Regions from separate parts of the Mus musculus genome. Here region 1 is linked to region 2. The links are chromatin loops, found by intact Hi-C in ENCODE. Cell type or tissue: left cerebral cortex. All regions are shown on one strand. Each heading gives the region's core, and the rest is flanking DNA. Links, peaks and the distances in the headings are about the cores only. Region 1 holds the start of Eif2ak1 (eukaryotic translation initiation factor 2 alpha kinase 1). Region 2 holds the start of Usp42 (ubiquitin specific peptidase 42).

Region 1 (15,377 bases), core at 4,243-12,242, 78 kb before region 2:
GAGATAGAGTCGTATGTACTTCAAACTGCCCTGGAACTCAACATGAAGCTCAGGCTTGCCCTTCAAGTCCCGATCCTCCTGCCTCCACTTTCCATACGTCTGGGTTACAAGAGTGCACCACGACTCGGTGTATTCACTATCGAGAGCACAATTTCAGTTTTAAAACGGCTCAAGCAACTGGTACCAACCAACTGCACTTTCTGTAAAATACCAGAACGTTAACCTACATAAGAATCGATGTTTTGAAGACGACGCGCCTTACGTTACACAATTTGATTTACATGTATCAAAAGCCTCAAGAAAACTGGAGCGTTCGTGTACTACCTCGCTAAAAGAAATCATTACTTATCTAATCTTTACTTATCTAATCTCATTCTAGCAGTGAACAAAGATTACACTCAGCGAAGAAAAACAAGAAGCGAAAAGCGGCCTCGGGGAAGTGGCGCAAAACAGAAGTCAAGAAATACAAATGCCCACAAACGGGTAGAGCGTAGACGCTCTTGTAGTAAATATTTACCTAACCCTTGACAGCCTGCCCGCCACCTCCCGGTGCCCTACAGCTCTGGGCCCGAGTTCGAGCCCCGAGGCGGCCTAGGATCTTAGGTGACCACCGGGGACCACTGGCGCGCAGGAACTCATATGAACAGCGAACCGTGGGACTGCGCGAGCCATCCCTGTCTCACCATCATACTTGGGGTCCGACACCTCTGCGGGGAAGTCGATGGCAGGAGGCGCGGCCACCGCCCCCGCCGCGTCGTCGTCCGTGTCGCGCTCGCCGTCCACGGAGCTGCCCCCCAGCATTGCCGTTCGGAGCGTGGATAGTAACCTCGCTCTGCCGGTCCCCAGACGCTGCCGGCCACTAGAGCCTCCCCCCAAGCCGGAAGTAACACAAGAGCCAACGGAAGTCCCGCCCCAGTGACCAGGAAGTTTCTGTAGGGGGGCGGGCTCTCGCTGTCCCGCCCCTTTTTTCTCTAAAGGAAATGATTGGCTGATCCACTGCGGGTGTGCCCCGAGTGGGCAGGACAAGCAGGGGTGTGCTGGCGCGGCGTGGTGCGGCGCTGCCTGTGTAGGAAGGACCTTTCTCCTTGACCCTGTGGGTTGTGTCTGGTTCTCTGTTCTTCCCATATTATCCCTGTAGGCATCATAAACGCTCAGATCTCACACCTGCAAACTTTTCTCTGGAAAGTATAATAAGCAAGGGGACCCACACTCGGAAAGACAAAGACCGCGTGTTTCTCGCTCAAATGCAGATATCCTAACCTGTAATGGATATACGTGGGAGTAAGTGTGGGTAAAGCCTAACAAACCAGAAAGAAGACCAGAGAGAGTGAAAACTGATGTTGGGGCAAGGGCAAAGTAAATAAACCGAGGGGAAGATACATGGTGCGCGGGGGAGGGAGCGGGGAGACCGGGAAAGTAGAAGCAGTATTTTATGGATGTTGGTATATCAACTCTGCCTTCATATGTGTGTCTGTTGCCTATGGAGGCCAGAAGAGGGCATCAGATCCCCTGGGACTGGAGTTACAGAGGACTGATAACTGATGAGAATTGGACTAGGTCCTCTGCAAGAGCAGCAAATGCTGTTGACTACTGAACCGTCTCTCCAACCTCTTCTTTGTGTTTTAATTTCGAAAATCCAGCCATCTAAGGGACCTAATTTTAGAAGTGATGCATATATATATATATATATATATATATATATATATATATATATATATATGTACATGTATATGTATAAGTGATACGTATATATATAAAATAACTATCTTTTAAAAAAATCACCCATCGTAGTGGTTTATATGCTTCTAATTTTTAAATTTGAGCACTTGAGAGGTAGAAATGAGAGGACCAGGTGTTCAAGTACATAGTGAGTTTGAGGCCAGGCTGACTTAAATGATACCCTGTTTCAGAACAAAAACAAATTTATCTACAAGTCCTGACTCGAGTAGAGCAAACTTGCTTTGATCCATCACAGACCATAGCAAAATGGGAAATGCCAGAGAGAATCTAATCTAAAGGAAATTCTTGGGTTTTGAGACTAACTTTCCAGTTGGTTTCAAACCAAAGGTTTTTTTTTTCCTTGTGACCACCTGGAACCCACCCACCCACCTCCAAAGCTACCCTAGATGATGAAGTTAAGATTCAAAAATCGATGCTGGGACTTGGGAGTAAGTTTACTTGTTGCTCAAGCCTAAGGACCTGAATTCAAATCCCCAGAAACCCACACAAAAGCCATTGGCTACAACTGTGCATGTTATACTAGAACCTGCAAGGGACAGAAACTGGAGAATCCTTGGGGCTTGTTGGCCAGCCAGTCTTACCTAATCAGAGAGCTCCAGGATCGATGAGGAGCCCTGTCTCAAACACACACACACACACACACACACACATACATACATATGCATATATATGGTGGAGAAGGCTCAGTGGTTGAGAGCACTTGTTTTCAGAGGACCTGAGTTTGGTTTTCAGCACCATGTCTAGCAGCTCAAAACTATCTGTAACTCCAGCTCCAGGGGATCCAACACCTTCTGGCCTCTGTGGGCACACACACATACACACATCCTCACACATACACATATACATATACAAATACACACATACCCTCACACAGACACATACACACCCTCACACACACACACCCTCACACATACATACATATACACATATACACTCATACCCTCACACACACACACACACACACACACATATATATATATATATATATATATACATACATACACACAAATACACACACAAGTTTAAAGAAATAGGGTGATGAGCAGTAAAGAAAAACTGATACCATCCTCTGGCCTCCATATATGCATGCACATGAACATGTACACATGAATATACCACACATAAACATACAATTGTTTTTTAAAGGTTAACGTCTTTGTCCTCTGGTAATGTCCCTGCTTTGATTGTCAGTGCAGTGCTGTTGAAAATAATCCATAGTAGCTCTCAATGCAGATAAGTACAGCTGGCATGAGCATCTTGTTTTGTGCTCCGAATTTAGCGTGGTATGAAAAATTGGTAGAGTTGACATTTTTATTTTAACGTATGTTCCATATAGAGTCACGCGGTTCTATACAGCCTCTCTCGTGTGTGGGAAGAGAGCAGCCCTCCAGGAGAATGATTTAACTGAATGCATCCATGGGTTTTTTGGTTTGTTTGGTTTTTTTTGAGACTGTCCTAGAACTCACTTTGTAGACCAGGCTGGCCTCGAACTCAGAAATCTGCCTGCCTCTGCCTCCCAAGTGCTGGAATTAAAGGCCTGCGCCACCACGCCCGGAGCTGCACCCATGTTTTTTAAGCCACTGCTTATAACTCAACAATGCCCTTCACAGGAATGCTTCCCAAATACAAGGCTGAGCAAGCATGGTGTTGCGGGCCTGTGATCTCAGGACCTGAGTGTGGAAAGAGGAAGATCAGGAGTTCAAGACCATCCTGGGCTACATTGTCTGTTCAGAGAACAGCCTGAGACACATGAAACTCAATTGTTCTGTATTTAAAAGCCAAACACACATATAAATATCCATACAGGGATATAGACTGTAGGCATTAAAAACATTGATATGGAATCTGGTGAGATGGCCAGGGGTCTGGGGTGGGGGGGAGGTGGGGGAGGGAATGTGCTTGCAAGCTGTGCAAGCCAGAGGATCCAAGTTCAGAGCCCCAGCATCCATGCAAAGCCAGGCAGTACCAGGCTATACCAGTTCCTTTTCTGTTGCTGTGACAAACATGACGACTGAAAGCAACTTGGAGACGAAAGGATTCATTTCCTTGCAGGTTGCAGTCCATGGTGGAGGGAAGCCAAGGCAGGCACCTAAGGCTGCTTCCTGGCTTGCACCCTGGCTGTTGCTGTGACAAAGCATGCACCAGGAGCAAGTTGGGAAGGAGAGACTTCCATATCACTGCTCACCATTAAAGAACAGGAACTCAAATCAGGGCAGGAACCTGGAGGCAGGAGCTGATGCAGAGGCCATGGAGGGTGCTGCTTACTGGCTTGCTCCTCCTGGTTTACTCTGCCTGCTTTCTTATAGAATCCAGGATCACCAGCCCAGGGATGGCCCCACCCACAATGGGCTGGACTCTCCCCATCAATCACTGATTAAGAAAATACACTACAGCCCGATCTTCTGGGGGGCATTTTCTTAGTTGATGATCCAGTGCACTCCCTCTGACTTAATCAGCGACCATTTTTTAATTATTTCTTTTTACTTTTGTCTCACTCCATGGCCTGGGACAGCCTGGAACTGACATTGTAGACCAGGGTGGCCTTGAGTTCATAGACATGAACTTGCCTCTGCTTCCAGAGTGCTGGGAAAGACGTACGCCACCACAGACAGCTTCAGCACCATTCTTACACAGCTCCGGTGATTAGAAATTAAGAGAATGCCTTGCAGACATGGCCACAGCATGGTAGTCTGATCTGAGCACCTTATCAGTTGAGGTCCCTCTTCCCAGCTGCCTCTAAGGTTGTGTCCGGTTTACAGATGAAATGAGCAATGAGAGGGCTCTAACTCCAATGTGGAATTCTTTAGGAAGAGACAAGAAGAGCCTGGAGAACAGCTGGCCTGCCAGGATGGCTGAAAAAGCAAGGTCCAGTTCAGCGAGAAACCCTGCCTCAAAAAACAAGATGCAGCTTGATTGAGGAAGACAATCCTAACATCAGCTTCTAGCCTCTGTGAGCACCTCCATGGATGAACGAGCATGTGTGTGTATGTTCCAAACACACACGCGTACACAGGCATGCATACACAAGCACAAAGAAGACATAAGTTAGAGATAGAGCTTTAGATCTCAGTAGTAGAGCACTTGCATAGCATATACAAAGTCCTGGGGAAAGGAAAATGTGCTATGCAGTATCTGGCCCACGTCACTGTTTCACCATCAGTAGACATGCCCAGCGTTAACAAGGTCAGTGCTTTCAAGCAAGCACACAAACTAAGCAGAGTTTCTAGACGACAACATGCAACTTCCACTACCTGCTAGTTTCACTTCTACTCATATACAGTGTGATGGTTTGTATATCCTTGGACCAGGGAGTGGGATCATCTGGAGGTGTGGCCTTGTTGGAATAGGTGTGACCTGGTTGGAATGGGTGTGTCACTGTGGGTGTGGGCATAAGATCCTCACCCTAGTTGCCTGGAAGTCAGTCTTCCACTAGCAGCCTTTGGATGAAGACATAGAACTCTCAGCTCTGCCTGCGCCATGCCTGCCTGGATAATGCCATGCTCCCACCTTGGTGATAATGGACTGAACCTCTGAGCCTGTAAGCCAGTCCCAAGTAAATGTTGGTTTTTTTTTTATATAAGACTTGCCTTGGGCTGGTGAGATGGCTCAGTGGGTAAGAGCACCCGGCTGCTCTTCCAAAGGTCCAGAGTTCAAATCCCAGCAACCACATGGTGGCTTACAACCATCTGTAATGAGATCTGACTCCCTCTTCTGGAGTGTCTGAAGACAGCTACAGTGTATTTACATATAACAAATAAATAAATATTAAAAAAAAAAAGACTTGCCTTGGTCATGGTGTCTGTTCACAGCAGTAAAAACCCTAACTAATACATACAGGAATGCATACAAAGGAAATCACCAGCGTGGGAAGTTAAGATGAACCTGTAAGGAAATCCATGAAAGTGTGGCTCTTTCCCATTTTTGTCGCGTGTATGAGTGTTTCCCCTGCATGTATCTCTATGCACTGCTTGTGAGCCAGGTGCTCAAAGGGCTCACAAAGGGACATTCATCCCCTGGGACTGGAGCTACACATGGTGATGATGTGCCATGTAGATGCGGGGAGCCCAGGTCCTCTGGAAGAGCAGCCCAGGACTCTTAACCACTGAGCCATCTCTCCAGCTTCAATTTAGTTTCTTATTATTTTTGGAGGTGTGCATGAAGTGTGTGGGTGGGTGGATGGCCACAGTGTACATGCGGAGGTCAGAAAATGACTTTGCTTAGTCTGTTCTCTTTCCACCGAGGAGGTTTTTGGAATCACTTACTTGGCTGGGTTTGTTCAGCAAGAGCCTTTATTGGCTGAGTGACGGCGCACTTGTCCCCAAAGTGTGGTTCCTAATACAAAAGTCGAAAAGTAAATACTAGCAGAAGAATAGTCACAGCACATTACCATTACTGAACCTTTACGAGGCCACTGCAAAGTTGATACAGCATATTTCTTTGTTTCCATAACAACACATTCCTCTGGGGTCCCCCCCACTTTGGGTTAGTTTGTTTGGTGGTGGTGGTTTGTTTGTTTTTGTTTTGTTTTCTGTCTTTTGTTGGTTTTTTTTTTTTCCTGATTCTTCCATCTCAGTATCCTTTTTTTTTTTTCAAGACAGGGTTTCTCTGTATAGCCCTGGCTGTCCTGGAACTCACTTTGTAGACCAGGCTGGCCTCGAACTCAGAAATCCCCCTGCCTCTGCCTCCTGAGTGCTGGGACTAAAGGCATGTGCCACCACCGCCCATCATCAGTATCCATTATTGAATCTTTGTCTCTAGATGTATAAATTCTGTAGGACTCATATTATATCTGTCTTCAAATTCACTTAGGCAATACAGATGCATTACTGTGTCACCCCAGCCACGTTGACACATACCTACAATTCCAAAACATCAGAGATGTAGGCAGGTCCTAGTCAGCTACAAGGGAATGTGTCAAGAAACATACCCCAGAAATACCGGTGCCCAAGGGTATGCATTTGATGGTGTTTAGTAACAATATTATTGGTATTATAACAATGTTAAGAGCCCAATATCTGTAATGGTTAATGTTGTCAGCTTGATAGGATCTAGAATCATCTAAGAGATAAACCTGGAGGCACGCCCACAAGGGATTTTCTGTATTAAGGTTAGCCTCTGAGACTGTCCTTAAAGGATTATATAGATTAAATGTGTTATAACTCTGATTGGCACCATTTGCTCTGGGCTGGATTAAAAAAAAGAAAGAAAGTGAGCTGAGTACAGGCATCCATAGCTCTCTGCTTCAACACATTCTTTGTTTTTCTCAGTGCCAAGGACGGAAGCTGCGGCCTCACGCATGCTAGGCAAACACTACACTGCTGAGCTGTGTTCCCGGTCCTCTCTTGCTTCTTCTTGAATTTAAAAAATCACATTCTTATGTATTTTCCGTGTGCGCACATGGCTGTATGCATGTGAGCATGCGCTCCGTAGAGCATGTCAGAGGACACTTTGTCGTGTACATTAACTCCGTCTGAGTTGATCTCACCTTTACCACGTGAACCCTGGGGCTTGAACTCAGGCTGTCAGGCTTGGCTACAAGCCCCTCTTATACACTGAGCCATCTCGTTGGACCCGTTCTCTGCTTCTTGGCTGTGGACGCAGTTGACCAGGTTATCTCAAACTTTTACTGTTGTGACTTAACTGCCACAGTGGACTGTGCCTGTAAACAATGAGCCATCAACAAACAAACAAACCAAACCTCCTCCGTCCTTACGTCACATTTGTCGGAGTATTTTATCACAGCAGAGGAGAAACCTAGTCAATGTCCGTCAGCAGGAAGATGGACAAAGATTGTGAATGTAGAGTGACTCTTCCTGAGCACTGAGCAAAATGCTGAGCAACTGCTGGTAAGGAGGTGTCTTAATCAGGGTTCCACTGCTGTGAGCAGACACCATGACCAAGGCAACTCTTATAAGGACAACATTTAATTGGGGCCAGCTTACAGGTTCACAGGTTCAGTCTGTTATCATCATGGCAGGAAGCATGGCAGCATCCAGGCAGGCAACATGCAGGAGATGCTGAGTTCTACATCTTGATCTGAAAGCAGCCAGGGGGAGACAGTGACCCCTTTTATTCTTGACTCTAAGCCACATGGCCAAGGCTGCCAAGTTCTGCTTCTTGCTGGAGCTGGAACAGGCCCCCTTATTCTATTACATCTTCACCAGCTTTCTGTTTTCGATTATTTCCTCGACTGCCTAAGCTTGCCTGTTCTAGAACTTGGCTCAGTAGACTGACCTTGAACTCAGAGATCTGCATGCCTCTGTCTTTTGAGTGCTGGGATTAAAGATGCGTGCCACCAGACCAGGACCTAATTCTTTCTTTACCTTTTCATAAGATCTTTGTATATTCTGGATTGTAGTTCACTCCAGATATGGTCAAGTTGACAACCAAGAATAGCCATCACGGGGGCTGGAGAGATGGCTCGGCGGTTAAGAGCACTGACTGCTCTTCTGAAGGTCCTGAGTTCAAATCCCAGCACCCACATGGTGGCTCACAACCATCCTTATTGAGATCTGACGCCCTCTTCTGGTGTGTCTGAAGACAGCTACAATGTACTTACATATAATAAGATTAGCCATCACAGTAGTTCAGGTAGATCATCAGAGACATTGAATCATCCTAGTGAAGGCCCTAAGTCACAATGTAACTATAGTCATTGCTCCTGTTTACTGAACACTGTCATGTTAGCCCTACTACCCATCTTGCCTTAAGTATTTTCACTCACTGATTCCACATAACAACCATGCCATAAAGATACTGCGCTTATCTTATTTTATAGACAAGAACATAGGGGCACAGGAAGCTTTTGAAATACTTAGCCCAAGAACATACGACTTACACGTCGTGCAATTAGGATTTTTCCACATATTAATTTCCATTGGTATTTATATATTTTCCCTATTTTGTGGTGTGTATGTGTGTGTGTGTGTGTGTGTGCTCTGAACTTATGTGTATGCCTGTTCAAGAAGGAAGATACACATGTGTGCACATGCTTGTGAAGACCTGAAGTTAACATAGGAGTCCTTCGTTTCCCTTCCTCTTACTCACTGAAGCAGGGGCTGTCAATCAAACCTGGAGCATCTCTGATACAGCCAGTCAAGCTACTTAGCATGCTCTGGGAATCCCACCCCTGCCATTTGGGGCCACCATGCACACTCAGCATCTATGTGGGTTCTGGGGACCCAAACACCTGTATCTATTTTATGATAGTTTTGTTAAAATATAATTTGTATATTATAAGATTCACCCTTGTAAAGTGAATTTAGTATGTTCAGAGAAATTCAGAGCTACCGCGGATAATTTTAGACATTCTCATCACCCTGCAGAGAGACAGATCCTCAGCAGACTGAATTGAAACCCAGGCAGTTTGAGTCCAAATTTAGCTTCAGAAAGAACAGCATGGTGTCACATATGCAAATTTCTTTACATATGCCAAAAATGTATGTTATCTCTGCACATAGAGTCATACTAAAATGCTAAGACACACATGGAAATGATTCTGACCTTATTATTACTCTTCTTATTATTTTGGAGTTTATTTTTTCCTTTGAGACAAAGTCTCATGTAACTGCAGCAAGACTTGAACTTCCAATGTAGCCCAGACTGGCCTTGAACTCCTGATCTTCCCACCATCACCTCTCAACTGATAGGACTACAGAAATCCACTCTTGCCATGCCTAGCTTTTTACTTTATTCTTTGCAATGCTAAGGACCAAGCCCAAAGCTCCATGAACTCTACCACTGAGCTCTGCTCCCACTTAGCACTGGAATCGTCATCTTCTTCATCATCACCACCACTATCATCATCATCAACGTCATCATCATCACCACCATCATCACCACCACCACCATCACCACCATCATCATCAAAATTGAGAGATGATTTCTATGCATTCCACATTTGCCCAAAACACAGTATATAACCCAGACGGATCTTGAACTTTCAATTCTCACACCAAAGCCTCCTGAGTACTGGGATTACAGGGAAGTACCAACATGCCCAGATGGTTCCTGACTTTAAAAGCATAATTACTGGCCGGTCAGTGGTGGCACACGCCTTTAATCCTAGCACTTGGGAGGCAGAGGCAGGCAGATTTCTGAGTTCAAGGCCAGCCTGGTGTACAGAGTGAGTTCCGGGACAGCCAGGGCTATAGAGAGAAACCCAGTCTCAAAAAACCAGGTTAGGTAGATGGCTCAATTGGGAAAGTTTGAGTTTTTCGTGTCCTTGTATGCACAAAGACCTGAATTTGATACCCAAAGATCCAAGTTTGAGGGTCACAGAATTCATTTAAAAAAGAAAAGGAAAAGCTGGGCATGGTGGAACCCTCCAGTAGCCTCAGCATTGTGGTGCAGTGTGCTCCTCTCACAGTGAGAAGAGCCTCCTTAGTGAGCTCTAGGCCAGTGAGGGACGGTGTCTCATAAAACAGGCAAAAGTGCCAAGCCTGACAGCCTGAGTTCAATCCCTGAGGCCCACGTGGTGGAGAGAAAGGGCTGACGCCAGCAGGTTGTCCCCTGACCTCCACACATGCACCATGGCACGTGCCTGTGTACACCAGCACAATAAACAGAGTGTGGTTTAAAAAAAAACCCAAGGTGGATGGTGTCTGGGGAACAATACCCAAGGGTGTCTTCTGTTGTATACACACATACGCACATGCACACGCATACCTGAACACACACATATACACAGGCACACCTGACACACACAGGTATACACACAGGATAAGAGAAAACTCTAACTCTCTCTCTCTCTCATTTATTTATTTATTTTTTATTGAGACAGGGTTTCTCTGTGTGGCCCTGGCTGTCCTCGAACTCAGAAATCTGTCTGCCTCTGCCTCCCAAGTGCTGGGATTAAAGGCGTGTGCCACCACTGCCCGGCTTCACTATATTCTCAGTATGTAGCTAAAGGTGACCTTTGAACTTCTGATATCTCTGTCTCTACTTCCCAACTGGTTAGATTACAAGACTCTAACAACAAGCCCAATTTTATGTAGTGCCAAAGATCGAACCCAGGGTTTCAAGCACGCTAGGCTAGCACTCTGCTCACTGAGCTATGTTGCCACTCTTCAGAGCACTTATCTCAGGGTGTAAGGGGAGTGATTTCTGAAAGACTGGCATTTGGAATCCAGCTCTATCTTCGATCATCAGTTCTATAATAAAAGTAGTTGATACAGTCTGAGTGTGGTCTTCCCCCTTTCGGAAACCCATATCGAAATTTAATCTTTCTTATGAGATTAAGAGATGAGACTGGGTGGGACATCTAAAAGGAGATTAATTATCTGCCCTCATGAGTGGATTAAACCACTTATGCAATTAATGGACTAGTGGATTTTTTTGATTGATTGGTTATTTCAGGAGATTGCTGTAAAAGCCAGTTCAGTTGTCTTTCTCACGTTCCTGTTCTCTCACCATTATGACAGTCTGTGCAACCTAGGGACTCTGCTAGCAGGAGGATCCCAGATGTAGTTCCTCTAATTTAAACGTTAACTGTGAACTAAAATAAACTTCTTATCATAATGTGCTCAGCCTGTGGTAGTATATTATCCACTACATAATTTGTGTAAAGACACAAGTAAAATTCGACAGCAATGGTTAACTTGGTACATGGGGATGTGGGTATATTCTTTGTTTTCAAACTTTCATGTTCTTTGCTGTTTTACTTTGAAGTATTAGTGTTATGTGGATGGGTTTTTTTGTTTTATCTCGTCTTGGTTTTGTTTGTTTTGTTTTGTTTTGTTTTGTTTTGTTTTGTTTTGTTTTGTTTTGTTTTGAGACAGGGTTTCTCTGTGTAGCCCTGGCTGTCTTGGAACTCACTCTGTAGACCAGGCTGGCCTCGAACTCAGAAATCTGCCTGCCTCTGCCTCCCGAGTGCTGGGATTAAAGGCGTGTGCCTCCACGCCGGGCTCATTATTAATTTTTAGACAGAGTTTCATGTAGTCCAAGCTACCCACAAAGTTTCTAGGTAACCACAGACAGTCTTGAAGTCTTGACCCTCCTAGCTCTGTCCCTTTCAACAAAGAGTACTGGGAACCGGGCTGAAGCAGGGAAATAAAAGTAGATCCCTCTCTTCTTCTCTTGCCCTGTAGGAAAGTCAACTCAAAATAGATTTTAAAAAGAAAAGAAAAAAAAAACTACTTGTAATGGCTAATCCTGGTTGTCGACTTGACTATATCGGAAATTAACTACAATCCAGAATTGGAGGGCTCACCTGTGATCCAGGCCTTGAGGCTGGAAGACAAGTTTCTGACCTGGATCGTGATAGGGAGATCTTGAGGCATGGTGGCCATGAAAAGTTTAGGCCCAGGCCAGGTAGAACAGGCCTTTATTCCCAGGAGGTTGAGGCAAGGAGATCTCTGAGTCCAAGTTCAGCCTGGGGCAAAGCAAGTCCCAAATGCAGGCGTGGTGGTACACACCTTTAATCTGGAACATACCTTCTACTGGAGACCTACAGAAGGACATTGGAAGAAGGAAGATTCGCTCTTCGACTGCCTTCATTTACTTGCCAGCACATCTGTTGGAATCTACTTCTACAGAAGACCAGATGAAACAGCTAGCCTTGTGGAACTGAGCGACTACTAGATTCTTGGACTTCCCATTCACAGCTGACCATTGTTGAGGAGTTGGACTACAGACTGTAAGTCATCACAATAAATTCCCTCAATATAGAGATTCATTCCATAAGTTCTATGACTCTAGAGAACCCTAACACACTAATATATGACTTATACCCTAAAATTATTATAGGAGACAGTTTGTGTTGGGGTGGGGAGACTTCAAAACAGGCATAGGCAAGGACTTTCTGAGGGGGTTCTATTCACTCATCACGCCAACAACTGACAAATAGGATTGCATGAAATCAAACAGCCAGTACTTAAAATATAAAGTACAAGTGACCAGTGAACAGAGAAAAGAAGTTCAACATTATTGGCCATCAGAAGACTACTAATTAAAACTTCACTGAGGGACTAGAGGATGTAGGTCAGTTGCTAGAGTCTTTATCTAACATGCAAGAAGTCCTAAGTTCAGTTAACAGCACCTCATGAACACTTACTTAAACCCGGTACAGCAGTATATGCCTGTGATCTTGACACTCAGAAAACAGAGGCAAAAGAATCAAAAGCTCAGTGCCATGCCCAGATGTCTAGCAAGGTCAAGGCCAGATTGCTCTATATGTGACAGTCTCTGAGGGAAAAAAGTGTCACTCACAGGAAAATGATACAACTCGAGATGATTATAGTAAGCAAATTAAGTCAAGTCAATATCACATTAGAGGCAAAGATCACAGCAAGTTTTAGGCCTTTCTGTCCTATGCAGCAAGACTGGAAAAAGAATAAAGAAAAGAAAGAGCTGGGCGGTGGTGGCACATGCCTTTAATCCCAGCACTTGGGAGGCAGAGGCAGGGAGATTTCTGAGTTCGAGGCCAGCCTGGTCTACAAAGTGAGTTCCAGGACTGCCAGGGCTACACAGAGAAACCCTGTCTCGAAAAACCAAAACCAAAAACAGAAAGGAAGGAAGGAAGGAAGGAAGGAAGGAAGGAAGGAAGAAAGGAAGGAAGGAAGAAAGAAAGGAAGGAAGGGAGAAATGTTAGGCTTTGAAAATTGTTCCTTTGCATTTATTTCCTTATCTTTAGTTAGTGTACAAGTAGGGAGATTCACACGTTAGTGAGAACAATTTTCTGGAGCCAGTTCTGTCCTTCCGCCACATGAATTCTGGGGACATCAGTCTTGGTGGCAGGCACCTTTGCACCTTGAAGCATCTCTTTAGCCTAATGTCACACTTCTAAAGTCCTCCATTGGGTTGTCTGGGACCCCTGGGTAAAAGTAAAGAATTGCCTGGGAAAGCTTAATATTATGCTCATATTCCCATGATCCTTTAATCTTTGCCCTTTGTAGATTTCATTTCCTTTGTGCAATTATTCAAGTACTGCTTATAGCAGTCTTGTCCCCAAATGATGTCGGCTACTAATTACTAAATTTCCTAATGTTTTATTTTATAATATACATAACATCTTCTTAATTTATAAAGAGGATCTTGATGTTGCCCAAGTTACATTATGTAAACTGACACATCTACCTGAGGCTTTCTCTCCCTGTTACTGAACACCTGTCTTTTCTTGGCTGGGCTCTGATACTTTATTTTTCTTGGCTTTCTGAGCAACCTGGTTATAGATAATAATGCACTGCTGTCATTTGTCAGAAAGCATCTTCTCCCCTCGCATCCCGTACTTTTTCACATGAGTGTCTTCTGTCAGATGTGGTTTTTCTGTTAAAAGAGAAATCAGGGAGGCAGCGGGAGGAGAGGGGTAGGGAACCTGGGAACGAGGTCAGGTACTGAAGCATCATCATACTCCACGTTCCTAGATCTTGTGTAGTGTCCAGGCCAGGGGCAGCGAGGCCCCATTTGGCACCGGTACTTGGAGATGGACACCATAGCCGGAAGTAGCTTTTTGCCCAGGGGAAACTCCACAACAGCCACGTTTGCACATGGCAGTTTTGCTGCAGGCTCAGCATGGGGGTGGTGGGTGGGTGGGTGGGTGGTGGGTTTGGGCTGGAGTGGTGTTGGCTCAAACTTGGGGTGTAGTTTTCTAGTGGGTTTTTCTTGGGGTGGCCGGTAGCAGCGATGGACGTAGGACGCGGCTCCTGCCACCCTTCCAGGCTGTCTTCAAGAAAATCTACCCTCCTTTTTGGACTATGGTGCTCAGCCTGGCTTTCTGCCTTGCCCAGAAGTAAGCGTTATCTGCCGAGTGTTATCATGGGTTCGATTCTGTTGCATTCCATATACGTCTATATAGTATACAAAAATTGTAAGTAAGGAGCCTGATGTGGTGGCCTCTGCCTAGCATTTATAAGGGAGAGAATGAGGAGCTGAAGGCCATCAAACTGGGCTCCATAGATTGGTGTCAGCCTGAGTGCATTCTAGGAAACATCCTGTCTCCAAAAGCCAATTAAAAAAAATTATTAGAAAGAGAAAGGGAAGAAGAGGAGGAGAAGTAAGCAAGGGGAAGAGAAAAAATATAAACAGTGAGCAGGGGAGAAATGGCTCTTCTAGTGGTGGCTGAAGGATGGCCATGTGTCAAAGGGTTGTACCTCAAAATGTAGAGAACTAAGGCCCTGTTGCTCCAGGGTATAACCATGCTGTCTACTCCTTGACTCACAAGCTCAGCCTGCTCTACTTATAAAAATAAAAAGCAGAGACTATGCCGGGGCCTAGCAAACACAGAAGTGGATGATCACAGTCAGCTATTGGATGGGTCACACGGCCCCCAATGGAGGAGCTAGAGAAATTACCCAAGGAGCTAATGGGAACTGCAACCCTATAGGTGGAACAACAATATGAACTAACCAGTACCCCGGAGCTCTTGTCTCTAGCTGCATATGTATCAAAAGATGGACTAGTCGGCCATCACTGCAAAGAGAGGCCCATTGGACTTGCAAACTTTATATGCCCTAGTACAGGGGAACGCCAGGGCTAAAAAGGGGGAGTGGGTGGGTAGGGGATTGGGGGGGTGGGTATGGGGGACCTTTGGGATAGCATTGAAAATGTAAACGAGGAAAATACCTAATTAAAAAATAAATAAATAAAAAGCAGCAAACACAAAGCGATTGGAAGGAGCTTTTATGTGGGGCCAATTGTGA
Region 2 (15,377 bases), core at 3,661-11,660:
AATCCAGGCAGGCATGGTGCAGGAAGAGCTGAGAGTTCTACATCTTTATCTGAAGGCTGCTAGCAGAATACTGGCTTCCAGGCAGCTAGGATGAGGGTCTTAAGCCCATGCCCACAGAGATACACCTTCTCCAACAGGGCAACACCTTCTAATAGTGCCACTCGTTGGGCTGAGAATATACAAACCATCATAGCCGTCTATGTGGAACTAGACGTTCTAGACACCTGCAGTGTACTAGTGGGTGGGGATGGTAGAGCTGAGCTGATAAAAACCCTACAGCCTCCACAGGTGACCTAGAGAGACCTGGAAGGGAGGTGCTTATTCACTCACTGACCCACCCATAGAGGAGGCTTCCCCCTGCCAGGCCTGGTATTAGGAAGTTCATAAGTTGGATCAAGTGATAGAAAACAAGATCTGGGGGCAGGGGAGGCTCAAAGCAGCATTTTAGGGTATGGGCAGGCAATCCGAACATTCCAGAGGCTCAAGGAATCTGCTGGAGGTTAACAAGAAAACCTGTTTTTTCAGGCTAGGTGGGCTTTCAGAAATGGGGGCATCAGGATAGTTCGCTTCACCCACTAAGTGGTCACACTTGTTCTAAGATGAGAACACATGCCAAGGCCGGTCAGGGAGGCCAGTGGGGGACATCAGTACTCATGCTGTCTTCTTCAAGAAAGCAGGCAGACACAGGAGACTGACTGTAAACTCAAGGGACAACAATCCTGGTGCAGACAGTGGAGGAGCAACCCTGCATCTAAAGCGTAGGACTGAGGACCAACCCTGGAAGATGTCTGTCCTCTCCACACACCCAGTACTACACAGCACACAAGCCAGCACCCTCATCCAACACCCAAAAAGGCTAAGAAGAAGAACGAGCAGAGATTCTGAGAGGTTGAGAGCGAGAGCCTTTAATTCCATCACATGGTCTCACTGACCTGACCATGTAGCATGGCCACCATTGGTGACTTGGAACCCCTGATTAAGCTGCCTCCATGTTCAGGAGCGCTAGAACTACAAGCCATATCTGCTTTGTACTCTTTTTTTTTTTTTTTTGGTGCTGGAGAGAGGACACATGGCTTCCTGAACGCTAGGACAGCACACTGCCAACTCTGCTCGATCCTAATATCACTTCTTTTGTTAAAACATCTAATTCCACTTATTCTTTATTATGTGTCATCGCTCCATGGGAAGGCAGAGGACAACTTCATGGATTCTGTTCTGTCTTTCCACTCTGCAGACCCTAGAGGGAACTCAGACAGCTAGCCTGGTGGCAAGTGCCCTTATCAGTTAAACCATCTGCCTTGTCCCTAAAACCTATCCTTAATGACAGTCCTTTCTCTTTTGATATAGGGCAGTAGGGCCCTATATCAGTAAGTTTCAGGACCTGTGACCCTTGGGCTCAAGTCCTCTGCCAGCCCCCACCAATTGGAGTTGCCCTCTCCAAGCCTTCCAAGTTACTTTCTCTACTTTTTTGTTTTTGGGTTTGTTTGTTTGTTTTTCGAGACAGGGTTTCTCTGTATAGCCTTGGCTGTCCTGGAACTCACTCTGTAAACCAGGCTGGCCTTAAACTCAGAAATATGCCTGCCTCTGCCTTGCAAGATCTGGGATTAAAGGCGTGTGCCACCACTGCCTGGCCTTTCTCTACTCTTTTGGGTGAGCTAGACTCTTGGCTTCTCCCCTTAACCCCCTTTCAAGATAACAACAGAGAACTATAGAGGAAGAAACACTGATTTAAAGCATGTATATGGCTAGGACCACACTAGAGGGAGGGCTTGATAAACTTCATCCTCACTCACGCATGCACACATATTAAAAATGACAAGGATTGGACGGGGTGGGGGGGGGAGCTTTTAATGCCACATCACCTTCTCATGTAGGTTGGCCATGGACTCCCTGCGTCTCTCATTCTGACACTGAACTCCCATCTCAGTTCCCTGCAGCTTTGTTGTTGTTTCAAGACAAGAGTCTCACTGTCTATCCCTGGCTGTAGTCTCATTGTGTATCCCTGTCCTGGAATGTAGACATCTGCCTGCCTCTGCCTGCCAAGTGTTGGAATAAAAGTCGTATGCCACTCTCACCGGCTTTTGCCTGCACATTTGGGAATGTTGGGATTCAAGCCTGACCTCCCACAGGCCCTTTCTACTGTACTTGGGAAGGAACCCATGGTTTCCTGTATGCTATGCTAGCATTCCACACAATGAATTTGACATTCTAAAGTAATTTCTTTTGTTAAAATATTTTATTACTCTGTGTGCTCTACATAATTTGCAATGTCAGAGGGTACTCATTGTTCCCCTTTCACTGGGTCCTGCAGGTCAAACCTGAGGAGTCTGCGCTTGCAGCAAACACCTTTATTCCTAAGCCGTCCTGCCAATTCTTAATAACATGCTTGTATCTTTGCTCCTAGGAGGCTTACTGGTGAGGTCAGCCTATAGGGACCAAGGCCACCAGGTCCCAAGACCTCTGACCATTCTTCATCTCCCACATTACTACTTATAGTTCTTGAGGTAAGTTGGACACTTGGTGGGTCTTCCATCTCCCTTTTCCTAGATGCCTGCTGAGGTCCAAGGGCGTAGATGTCAGAGCGGGATCTAGGTTCACTCTTACAGCCCCAGGAGGGCATGGGAAGACTTGTTAGGAATATGGTCACACAGTCACAGATCCTACACAGAGAGGGCGCTGCATCACACCAGGAGCAGGGTCAAGGTGAGGCCCCAGGCTAGCTGAAGAGGCATATGCCAGAATGAGATCCCAAAGCAGCATAATAAATAGGTCTGTAACTCCAAGACTCCGCAGCTTCAAGCAGGGAATTCACTAGTTGGAGGTTAGCTTGGGAAACACAGGATGTTTCAGATTAGCCTGGACTATCAAAAATGGGGACTGGGAAGCTGAGAAGAGGAATTTATGGGTAAAAACTTGTGTCAACAAGCATGAGGACCCGCCTTTTATATTTCAGTTTAAGTCTGCTGAAGCTGTGAAGCTGAGGTGAGGGGCCAGCACTCTAGGCTCAGTACCGTGAGAAGGCAGGCAGAGACCAGAAACAGTCTGCTGGGGCAATTAGCTTAGCATACACAGTAGACAGCAAGAGACCACTTACAAATGGTGAAAGGTGGGGCTAGAGAGACAGTTAGGTGGTAAAGAACACTCAGGGCTCTTCCAGAGGTCCTTGGTTCAGTCCCCATCACCCACAAGGCACTTTACGACAACCTGTATCCCCTGCTCTAGGTGATCTGGGGCTCTCTTCTGGCCTCTGCAGGCACCAGAAATGCACGCGGTACACTTAAACACATACAAGCAAAATACCCATACACAGAAAAAAATATATATTTTTTAAGATGAAAGATTAGGGACAACACCAGAGGCTGTCCCCTGGCACCTCTCCCTCCTCTCCCGCCTCCTCCCTCCCCTCTGAGATTCTGGGGCAGAGCCTTTTAATGTTTCATGTTCTCAGGTCACCATGTAGGATGGCCATGGGCTCACTGCGCTGCTCACAATAAGACTGAACTCCTGAAGTAGTGCTTCCTGTCTTCGGAGTCTGAGCATTACAAGTCCCAGCTACTATTTGCCCTTGATTTGTTTATGGAGAGGGGACCCATGGTTCTCTGCATCCTAGGGAATCACTCTATCCTCTAAGCTCAGGGGTTACATCATCCTTGTGTCTTCCTTTCAGAAAGGCTCCATTACATTTCTAGTGTGCTAGAGGTTAGAGGACAATCGTACAGCACTTGTCTCCTTCTGCTGTTGTAGGGATGGAATTCAGGTCATCAAGCTTAGAGCAATGCCCTTGACCTGATGGGTCATCCTTCATAATGACAAGCTCACCTCTGTGCTTCTCTAGGAGACTCATTGGTGAAGGCAGCCCTCAGGACCAACACCACCAGGCCTGAAGACCGCTGACCCTCAGGGTTAAGTCTATTGCCGGCCTGCAACCAATTACATCTCCCCAGTTGAGGAAAATTCCTCGAGTCTTCTACATTACTTCCTCCAGTTTTGAGGTAAGTTGATCACTTGGTGTGTCTGCTGTCTTATTGCCCCCTTTCCAGATAACCTGTAGTATATTAAGGATGCAGGTGTCAGAGGCGGGGTGATAAAGACATCATAGCTCCAGGCAGCTCTGTAGGAGCTCTGGAAGGAAGTAACAGCAGCTCTGCCCAACAGGGCCTTGATCCGTGTCAGTTGGGTCAGGCGGGTGCCAGGTTGGAATAAGCATTAGAATGAAGACAAAAAGCACTGTGAGGTATGGGCTTGTAAGCCCAAAATTCAAGATGCTTACGTTTGATTTAGTCTGAGAAACAAAGAGTATTCCAGGATTAGTCTGGACTGTCAACAGCAACAACAACAAAAGTAGGATTTTGGGAGCGTCTTAGGAATAATCTTTACTGGCATTTTTTATTAAAAGTAACATAGGCGCCAGTCGTGGTGGTGCATGCCTTTAATCCCAGCACTTGGGAGGCAGAGGCAGGTGGATTTCTGAGTTCGAGGCCAGCCTGGTCTACAAAGTGAGTTCCAGGACAGGCAGGGCTACACAGAGAAACCCTGTCTTGAAAAACAAAACAAAACAAAACAAAAACAAAACAAAAACAAAAACAAAAGTAACATAGGCAGTTAGGCAAGATAGCACTGACAAATTGTAATAATTTTAGTGAAGACATAGTTGCCTGTCACTTGTTTTTCATGATTTAGTGGTAGCAACATACATATTTGACAGTGAGTGGGGTAAGGATGTTTTTGTGAATAGAACATCAGCTAGTTTGCTTTGTGGATGGAAGACATCCTCTTGGTATATAAACTGTCTTTCAACAGAGTCAGCTTCTGTAAGAGGGGGAGTCTCCCCAAGTCTGCAAAGTTGGTCAGGATGATGTCAAATGTCATAAGATACAAGTTGTAAGTTACATCTAGTGTTTCATATTTGCATACCCAGCACTCAGGGAGCTAAGGTAGGAGGATTGCTTTGAGTTCTAGGCTAGCCTGGGCCACAAAGTGAGACCCTGTCCCAAGAAATGTAACCGTGGATGAAGGAGATGGGTCCTTTATTGAAACAGTTTTACATTTATTTGGTGTTGGGGGTGTTGCACATCTGCTGCAGCATGCTTGTGGCGGAGATCACAGGACAACTGGAGGAGATTAGTTCTCTCCTTCTTCTAAGTTGGTCCCAGAAATCTAACTCAGGCCCTGAGGCTTTCAGCAAGCGCCTTTTCAAACTACTTAGCCATTTCACTGATCTGTCCACCGATCCTCCAGTAAAGTTCTGCCAAGCAGTAAGAACTGAGATAGATGGCCATAACTCATATGCAGCTGTGGTGACATGGACTTGCTTGCCTAGGTCTGAGGTGGTAAAGCCTTTATCGCCAATGAGTCTAGCCTTCTTGGCATGTTCCAGGCCAGTGAAAGTCACTGTCTCAAAAACAAAACAACACAATACAAAACAAAACAAAACAGGATCTAGTGATGCCTGAAGTTCTCCTCTGGCATGCATACACACACACACACACACACACACACACACACACCCTACAGATGGTGTACATGTTTGTACACCCCAGTTATCTCAGTTCTCCTGAGACTGGTGCAGGAGGATCTGTGGTTCAAAGTCAGGTACACAGCTAGTTTTAGGCCAGCCAGGACTATATGATACCCTTTCTCAAAAAAGCCTGCTGTCAGAGAAGGAATGATCCGGCCATGGCATACCTCTATTGCTTAGAGTGGTGGCTATGGTAAGAATTGCAAGGGGGCAATTCTCTTACCTCTGAGATGTCTGCACGATCTTCTAGAATGCACTCTGTGCTTTGGGAGAGCTACTTTCCAAGGCCACAGCAGACGACCTGAAGTGCTCTCGGCGGGAACAGTGTTTCAGGCATAGTTGCAGTGGTCTTCTGTAGATGCTGTCTTGCCCTTCCACTTCCAGGGAGTAGAGAGGGGACATAGCACAGGACATGTGGATCTCAGGGGTTTGATGGATGCCATCTAACCAAGCTCTCAGTTCAGTGTGACACACGAAGATGCCAAATGTTAACCTCTGTTCTACACACACACATACACACACACACACACACACACACACAGAGGAAATATGAGAGCTATTAACAGTTGACTTCCTAATGAGCATGCACACCTGCAAGTGTGTCCATACACATACTACACAAATATGGTAGCAGTTGAAAAAAAAAACCACTTGATGTTGACCTGTTTTTGACATACACACACTCAGACATATCACACACACGCACACACACACACAAAATGCTTTTATAGTCAAATTGTTAAGGTGACCTGAATTAAAGAACATCAAACTTTGTGTAAAATCAAAGCAGAAGTGAGGGCCATTTGAGAATGTTTTGTCCACTGGGGCCAAATTCTCTTTCTTCCCTCATTTAAATCTGTAAGCCCAGCACTTGCAGATTGAGGCAGAGGTTGTAGAGTTTAAAGCCATTATACAGAATAAGACCCTGCCTCTAAAAACAAACACCAAACCCCATTCTTAATAAATCCCAACAGGGGCGGGGTAAACTTCTGGGACCTCAAAGGGAAGTGTTCTGAAATACCATAACGTTTAGCTAGATAACTAGTCCCTCAGTTCCTCAGCATTTGAATTTAATTACCTGGAAAAGGCAAAGTACTGAGCAGGTAGTTCTAGTCGCACAAATTGGTCATTTTCCTTGAGATGGGGTCTCAGTCTATAGTCTTGGCTGACCTGGATTACAGACAGGATTTTACTCTGTAGTCCAGGCTGGCTTGAACTCATGGCAATCCTTCTGCCTAAGCTGCTGAATTCTAGGATCACAGACATGGGTTATTTTACCTTTTGCAAATCTCTTAATAATGGTCTACAGTGGTGAAATTCCATAACCATTTTTTGTAAAGAAAAAAGTTGTGGTGTTAATTTTGACAGGAGATGCTGAAATGTGAGCAACTAGGATTCTCTTTCTCCTTTTTAATTCCTCAAAGTACTTGAGTTTTTTGCTCCAAATACTCAATAGACATTTTATAGCCAACCTATAGGGACTGTAATGAAGTTGGTAGCATGAGTAGGTATAGGCTCCTGACCTCTTTATAATGTTAAAAGCTTAACATAGCATGCTGTGGCTGGAATAAATGAAAGGAAAAAGGAAATATGGAGTTGGGTGTTTTGTTTTGAGACTGGGAGTCCTTCTGTAGCACAGGGTGTCTTCAAACTTGTGATTCTCCTGTCTCAGACTCACCTGTACTGGGAATCATTAAAATGGGACTTTTAATGCCCAAGCTAAAGAGCTTAGCTTCTTCTTCTGATCTGTGTTTTAAAATAAAACAAAAAACTGTGTCCACAAGAGTATAGTGAAACCAGAGTGGAGTGCTGGAGGAGTCAGTTAGACTAGGCTTAGTGAGAGAGAAGGCAAGTGGGTGGTGGGCAGGACCACAGCTCTTTAGGTCAGTAGGGTGTAGTGAACTGGTGGTCTAGGGGGTGAAAGGTTTTGATCAGCAGTGAATGCTCTTCAGGGGTGTGTACTAAATGGGTACCACAGGCAGGCGCTGGAGGGGAGAGAATACAAGGATGAACTACTTTGTCCAGCCTCAGGATCCAGGAAGTAACAAGAAGCATGACTGTAGGACTGGGGCGCAGTTGCCTCAATCTGGAGAGCTAAGACTTGAAGTGAGACGTTGAGGGGGGTGCATGGTCTGCTCTTTAGCCTGGCAGGGCTACGTAAGGTAGAGACAGCGGAGGCCCCATCGCGGTGAGGGCCCGTGGATCGCAGAGCCCAGTGGCCTCGCCACCGTAGTCCGCAGGGCCACGCGTAGGAGAGGCATGAGTCTCCCGGGATGGGAGCTCAGGTGTACTGGCTTTAGGGCCCCAACCCGGGCCACTCCGGGAACTCTGAACGGAAGCGGCCCCTCCCCGCCCTGCTGCCGGACACCCAGCCAATCAGTGCATCCCGCCAATCAGGGCGTCGGACCAATCAGTGTGCTTTCTCCGGCGGAGCCCGGCGCTTAGCTGACGCGTGAGGCCAGCCCGCGCCCCGCCGCCCTTGGGCGACGGCCCCTCCCGCGTTTGCCCGGCCCGTTAGCTGCGCGCCGCGCCTCTTGCGCGACGGCCCCTGGGCGGCGGAGGCCGTGGCGGCGGCGCGTGCGGGCGCGGCCCTGGTGCGCCCCCTGGCGGCCCGGCCGGCAAGCTGCGGGTGCGGCGCTGACCCGGAGGCGGCGGCGGCGGTGCCCGGATGGAGGCACGTCATTGTCCCCCGCCGGGCGGCTGGGCTGTGTGCGGCGGCGGCGGCGGCGGCGGCCGAGGGGGATGGAGCGAGTGCCGAGCCGGGTCAGGTAAGCTCCCGCCTCCTTCCCGCCCGCTGCAGGCCGGCGTGGGGCCGGGCCGCGTGTCCCTGGTTCGCGGCCTCAGCCGCCCCGCCGCCTTCAGCCGGCCGCGGCCCGCCGGGACTAGCGCGGCCCCTCGCCCGCCGCCCCCTCTACAGCCGCCGGGCGGCCCGGGGACCCCACGGCTGCGGGACTGGCGCTGCCGCCGCCCGGCCGGGCCAGGCCCGCAGAGCAGGAGGCGGTGGCCACGGCGGGCGGGCTCGCAGCGAAGGCAGCGCCGGGGTTGCACGGAAGGGCCGGACCCCCCTGGTTGCCATGGCCACAGCGCTCCCACCCCCACCGGCCCCAGCCCGCCCCCTCGGTCCGCTGCTCGGGCGGCCGGCAGCTACCGGGCCGCCCGGCGCGTTTGGAGCTGCCGGGGTGGGCGTGTGCACGCCGGGACAGTGTAGCCGGCGTAGCCGGCGTCCGGGGCCCGCCCGCCGCCCCCCCGCGTGGCTGCCACCTCCGGCTCCAGGGCGCCCCTCGGAGCTCCGGGCTGGCCTCCCCGCCCCCACCCCACCCCGACAAACTTTCCCACCCGGGCGCAGTCCACTAGGCTCCTCAGCAGAACACCCGAGTTGCCCACGCCGTAGCGGAGCGGACACCCGCAAGAGAGGCGGACAGCCGGGGGTGTTGGGGTGGGGGGGAGGAGCCCCGTAGCTCTTTCCCCTCCGAAAAAGCGAGTGTGCCTTCCTCCCCCAGGCTCTTTATCTTTTGGGGCACAGAGAACCAACTTACCTGGAGGAAAGGGCGGGTGGGAGGGATCAGATTCAGATGTTTGAAATGAAAATTTGACGGGACCAAAGTTTTACAATCTAGGACTTTAACCTCCCTAGAATACAGTTGAGATTACTTTTGTTGAATAGCTCTTTTATATCTGAAGGCCTTAGGACTTGCTTGTTTGTGGTTCTTTCAAGTAAATACACTCAAGTAACAAAAAGTGTCGGGGAAACTAGTTAACGCCCCTTTTACAAAGTAACAACCGGATCCAGGTTCGCACAGCTGTTTATGGAGGAGAACTTTTCTTCAAAGCATGCATTTTAAACGTTCTGCTTTTACCATGTCACTCATTCAGATGCTTAGGTCTGTGAATAATGAGTTACACTTATTTGTTTTTACTCAGGGACAGTTTCACTTTCTTTTCTGTAATCATTGATTCAAGACTACAGTAAGTACTTGGTTTGCAGAGTTTTACGGCTAATCATTCTGTTTACCAAAATACAATTAAAAACCAAGTGGTGTCTTTTTTTAAAGTTTCTTAAAACTGAAATGTTACCAGAACTTGTATAATACTGTTTATGAAGAGTTCGCATAACAGGTTTTTTTTAATGCGTTGACCTTATTTCTTCAGTGTATGTGGGGGGACACAATGTGTACATAGTGATATTCTTTCTTAAAATGAGAAAGATAAATGTAGCCTGGCATTTACTTATCGTAAAAGAGACCTAAGCAAGTAATTAGTCTTGCACATTTATTCAGCTTTGGTCCCTGGTCAGGTTTCAAAATGGACTGTTGTAACTTTGTATATCATGAAAAGGTGTTGGGACTGGCTGGGCTTTGAGTAAGTAGTTACCATTCACAGGCCGTTTTGAACACTAACTGTCAGACGCTTCACTTAGACTAAAAACAGGAGCCATATGAACCTGTCTTACACAATATAGCTGGGTTTTAAGAAAGGTTGGCTCTTATAGGTGGAGTTTAGTTTGATCCCTGGTGACTTTAAGGTGATATTCATTGGCTGAATATCCAAGTGAAGAAGATAGATGGGTTCTGTTATTCTTGCCAGAATCAAAACAATGACATATTTCTGATGACTTGAGTTGTGTTTTCCTTAATATTTATCTCCTAAGCCTATCACAGCATCTTTGCTAGAATGAGTACGGTGTTTTGTTTGGTTGGTTGTTAATCATTGTATGGAAAGGTTGCTTGTCCCAGGAAAATCAAGGGGTTTTACTATAAATGTTATTTTAAGTAAGGATAGACTAGCCTTTCCTTATTACGGAGTTTTGTCTCCTTCCCCTAACTCTCCCTCCTGTTCCTTTTTTTCCATCAATACACTGTGTGTGTGTGCACGTGTGTGTGTCTGTATGTGTATATAGAATTTCTTTTGCCTGTAGCATGAGAAATATATAAACTTTATTTGGCTAGTAGGCCCAAATTTTCTTGTGACTGAAGGTGATTTATCTTCATTTGATTAAGTATTCAAGTTATTGACTTTCTGATTTTATGTAACTGCCCCTACATTGTTAAGGTTGTAACTTCACTTGAATTAAAAATTGTAAACAAGAAGGTTGAAACTTTTAAGGAACAACTTGACTGTAAGCACCAACATGGGGACATCTGTTCACTGAAGTACACAAGGATTTTATTACCCTTTGTACTTTAAAAGGGGTGAACTTTTTAAAGGCCAAGTTTTAGAGGTACTCCCTTTAATTCAGAGGTTTTAAAGAATTAAATGAGATGCCATATATAAATCCCTAAGCACAAGCTGGTGCTACAAGCAAACACTAGTAACTTCCTGTTTGCACGATTTCATTCATTTGTTGAACACATGTTTGGAAAGCTTCCCCCATACCAGGTAGGGTGGAGTTAAGTTTTTACTACATGCTACCATGGAGATCAGCACAAGGACTTTTTAGGATTGGTTTCTTACCCAATCTTGGGGTGAAAGGTGTTGTCAAGGAAACCCTTTAGGATGGGTTTCTAAAAAGCATTGTAGAGGAATGAGTTCTAACCCTGACAGGGGAAGTGTTAACTAAGCAGAGGTAGGAGATGGAGAACATGTGAAGAATAGCTTGCAGGACCTCAGCAAGGAGCTTGGACTAAAAATGGGCCCTGTCTATGGTGGGAGTGTAACGTGCGGAGTGTTCCAGAGACTAAAGCGTGCCAAGTTCAGATGCTGGGAAGAACATAGGGAGGGCAGCTGAGCACTCCTGAAAGGTTTTCTTCAAGGTCTGACATGTAGATTTGGCTGCCTGGACATTTTGAGGACCATTCCTTAAAAGCACTTTGCTGACTTGGGTTGCATAATGGCTAGACAACGGTCCTGCTGGGTGCTGGGTGCTGGGTGCTGGGTGCTGGGTGCTGGGTGCTGGGGCTCAGTCACTGACCTTGCAGATTTTGGCTGATCTTCCAAAGGGTTATCATGAAAATTTAGCAAATAAATAAATATTCAGCAATTAATATGATACCTAGCACATCAAAAAAACTCAATTAGTAGATTTAAAAATAAGATTCAGAGATTTAAATACATATTTGTGTTCAAAGTTTGATGTTAGCAAAATTACAGGTTTAATTCTAAAAGTTGAAATACTTATAAATGCTGGACTTTTTCAGAAAAATGTATTTGCTTCACTGGTAAGACTTTTCTGTAGCTAAAATTTTTCAAAACTTCAAATTTCATACAATAGTATTTTAGACTTTCAATTAAAAATTAAAGCTAAATATTCTCTTTATGCAATTTAATTGACTTTTTTCCCTGAAAAATGGTATATGATTTAAAAATGTAATCAAATATATTAAATTGTAGACTGTTCCTAGCTTTAAGCAGTATGTATGTATGTGTATGTGTGTATATATATATATATATATATACACACATACACACACACATATATAAAATATATGTGTTTTTAGTGTATATAATTGTGTATATCATACACATATACACATATATATGTGTGTATACAAATATTATATACAATATATATATATATATGGTGTTTTTAGTGTACATAATTGTGGATTGAGGAGCCTGAGTATAACCTTGCATGGTTTGCGGGATGTGGTACAGGAAAAGGGTTTTTTGGTAGTGGTGCTGCTGCTGCTTCCAAAACAAGGTCTTTCCAAGACAGAGTCTTGTACTGAATTCTTGATCTTCCTGCCTCCACTTCCATTGCTGGGATTACAGGCATGTAACCACTAAGGCTAGGCAAGACCTCTACCACTGGAGCTACATTCCTGTTCCCACTAATGGTTTCTCTTTGTTGGATGATTTGTTTAAAGATAGTTTCACTTGGTTAGACACAAGTTTGGAGGACACAGTGACTGGCAAGTAGACTGCTCTGTTCACTCTTTGAAACAAATGTACTTTTTGTCTTTTGCAGGGTTGAAAAATGACCATAGTTGACAAAACTGAACCTTCAGACCCATCAACCTGTCAGAACCAGCCTGGCAGTTGTGAGGCGGTCTCACCTGAAGACATGGACACAGGCTCTGCCAGCTGGGGCGCTGTGTCTTCAATAAGTGATGTCTCAAGTCACACACTTCCATTAGGGCCAGTGCCTGGTGCTGTAGTTTATTCTAACTCGTCTGTACCTGAAAAATCAAAGCCATCACCACCAAAGGATCAAGGTATGAGTACAGAGTTACTGCCGCCAGGGGCTCCCATGCCGGGGATTCAGAAGGGCATTGGTCCAAGATTGACACCATTTCATTTTGCTCTAATGAGCATTCATTCATTTATCTACCACACCCACCCACAGATCATTATTACCATGTATAACAAGTAGGATAGATTGATTTTTAATTGTCAGATGAATTTTTTTTTAAATTCCCAATTTCTTGAAGGATAGACTTTTATCTTGGCCTCAGACTCATTATGTAGCCAAAGCTGGCCTGATTGTTTTGTCTTCTTGATTCTCTTGTCTCTGAATGCCGGGATCACAGGGGCATTGTGTGGGGATCAAACCCAGGACTTTCTCTGCATTCTAAGGAAGCATTCTGTGAATTGAGCTACATTTCCAGATAATTATTATGGAAAAAATAAAAAGTTGTAGGTCCAGTAAACCCATATATCCATCAGCCAGCTGCCGACAGTTCATGGCCTCTTAGCTGAACCTCCAACCACAGACCTCCCTCGTTTGTGTGTGTGTCTCTGTCTGTCTGTCTTTCTGTCTGTCTGACTTACACCCTCTTCTGGCTCTCACAGCACCAGTGCTTACATGTGCACAGGTGTGGCACACAGAAATGCATCTAGTCAATATTTAGATTCCTCTATTATATAATTTTAAAAGTATTATTTGTGTGTTTCCATGCTATGGTATATATGTAGAGGTCAGAAGATAAGTTTCTGAGGTCAGATTCTCTGCTTCTGCTGCAGGTTCCATGATTAAACTTGGGTTGTCATGTTTGTGTGGCAAGTTCTTTTACCTGCGAGCCCTCCTGCAGGTCCTCCAGTGTAAATGAAGCCCACGTTTGGCTTTAGGTGGACTTATGTCTTTGAAGATTCTTTAATTTGTTAACACCCCCCCCCCCCCGCCCCGGGTCCTTGAAGATGATTTGTTGAAGCCAAGTGAATGTGGAGTTAATGTCACCCTAGGCTTTGGACTTTGTCTTCTGTGTTTGTGGCAGGCTAGTAATGAGGTGTAGGGTCCTGATCAGATTTAGACGTTGCTATGTATTTTGCTTATTTGTTTTTAATTTTTTTGCTCTCTTTTTTAAGTCCTAGGTGATGGCATTGCTCCTCCTCAAAAGGTCCTGTTTCCATCTGAAAAGATTTGTCTTAAGTGGCAACAAAGTCATCGAGTTGGCGCTGGGCTCCAGAATTTGGGCAACACCTGTTTTGCCAATGCCGCATTGCAGTGTCTGACTTACACGCCACCCCTCGCCAATTACATGTTATCCCATGAACACTCCAAGACATGTGAGTGCCTCATGCTCTTGAGAACCTGTTTTCAGTGCTGTGGTCTGCTTTCCTGATGCTGTCTTCTTCTGAAATGAATGAAGAATGTAGTGACATTACACTACCACGGGCTGGGTGTGTAGCTCAGTGGTAGTAGCTCACCTAGCATGCAGAAGGCTCCAGGTTCAGTCCACAGCCTGCATTAAAAAAAAATCAAAAAAATCCAAGTTAAATGATCACAGAGAAGTTGGTTTGCTGGTTCAGAAGCTAGGGTGGGTGGGAGGGACTTTTAGGATTGGTTTTGGGTTGCATAAGGAACATTTCACACCTAATTTGATCTGTAAAGTATTTTAAAAGAAGTTTATTTATTTTGTTAGCTTTTGACATTTCAGAATCCCTTGGGGTGTGTATGTGTGTGTCTTGCTGTGTAATCTTCAAATCGAGTCCAAAATCCTGCTCAGCTTCCAGGTATGACCTGGCATTCCTAGATTTTTACATTTCTTTTAACTCAGTAGAAGCCCAGCTTAGTGTTGGCTAGAGAAATTTGAAGGTTGTCTGCTGTCCCTATCCCTCCCTGCCACAGTTCTTTTGAGGTGTGATTGATAGAAAGCCTGTACTGTAGATTCACACGCTGATGCGTGTTGACTTTGTGTCTCTGAGACGATGACCACAGTTATATTCATCAAACCCGAAAGTTTCCTGGTGCCTCTTTGCAGTCCCCACTTCCTCAGTCCCAGGCAACTGGCTGATCCACCTTACAACACATTAGCTTGATTTTATTTACTTTTTTGTATGTTGCATATATGGAGTTACAACATATATATTGTTTTATTTTGCCCGATCTGACATAATTCAACATTATTCTGTTGGTTGTGTGTATCACAGATTACACAGTTACACACTTGGGAAGTGAAGGCCAGGGGACCTCCAGAGTGAGTTCAGGCCAGTCTGGGTTACCTGGATCCTGTCTCTAAGAAATAATGAAAAAACCAAGTCTTTGTAAAACATTTTTTTTTTTTTTTTTGGTCTTAGGTCCATGTGTAAGAATGAAATGGCTTCCTCGTGTTCTGGGCACAATAACTTTTAAACATTTCAGAACCAGCAGGGGGTAAAAGTTCTGTTCACACCATTTCCCAATACAAGATGTGCTCAGGGCGTTTTGGTTTGGTTTGTTTTGGTACTGGACCTTGAGGCTGCACGCCTGTTAGTAGGCAAATGGTCTATCCCTCAGTTGTACCCTCGGCCCGGTCTTCACCATTGAGAGCATTCTCAGGAGTCTTCTGACTGTGGGGCTCTGCTCTGCCCTTCTCTGATTAGTAATGATGCAAACATCTTGTGGGGATTTGAACTCTAGATGTTTACTTGGCTGAAATGAAATGTCTTTTCGATTGTTTTTCCTGAGATAGGATCTCATGTAGGCCGGACAGGCTCAGCCACT

Evidence for each region. Hi-C counts contacts between places; a loop is a spot of excess contacts. Peaks named below come from ENCODE experiments on the same cell type or tissue, not always from the same donor. Only the 100,000 strongest peaks of a DNase experiment are listed, where the experiment ranks them.
Region 1: a loop joins it to region 2, with 6 times the contacts of the local background. A loop is called at or near these places in 7 of 42 quality-filtered maps.

Annotation. Positions count from the first base shown.
Region 1 is chr5:143,803,315-143,818,691 of GRCm38, reverse strand. Eif2ak1 (eukaryotic translation initiation factor 2 alpha kinase 1) reads right to left here and starts at 900. Exons shown (of 15, transcript NM_013557.2): 1 at 684-900. The coding sequence starts at 801. In left cerebral cortex, for the core only: no CTCF peak of the experiment used is centred there; DNase peaks (open chromatin) are centred at 7,803 and 9,044; H3K27ac peaks cover 207 bases.
Region 2 is chr5:143,725,072-143,740,448 of GRCm38, reverse strand. It overlaps Usp42 (ubiquitin specific peptidase 42), which reads left to right and starts at 8,169. Exons shown (of 18, transcript NM_029749.2): 1 at 8,169-8,286; 2 at 12,423-12,669; 3 at 13,760-13,960. The coding sequence starts at 12,432. It overlaps Gm38737 (a long non-coding RNA gene), which reads right to left and starts at 7,994. Exons shown (of 3, transcript XR_868672.3): 1 at 6,597-7,994; 2 at 5,742-5,895; 3 at 5,018-5,391. In left cerebral cortex, for the core only: a CTCF peak has its summit at 8,158 (motif pointing left); DNase peaks (open chromatin) are centred at 7,973 and 11,177; H3K4me3 peaks cover 2,337 bases; H3K27ac peaks cover 696 bases.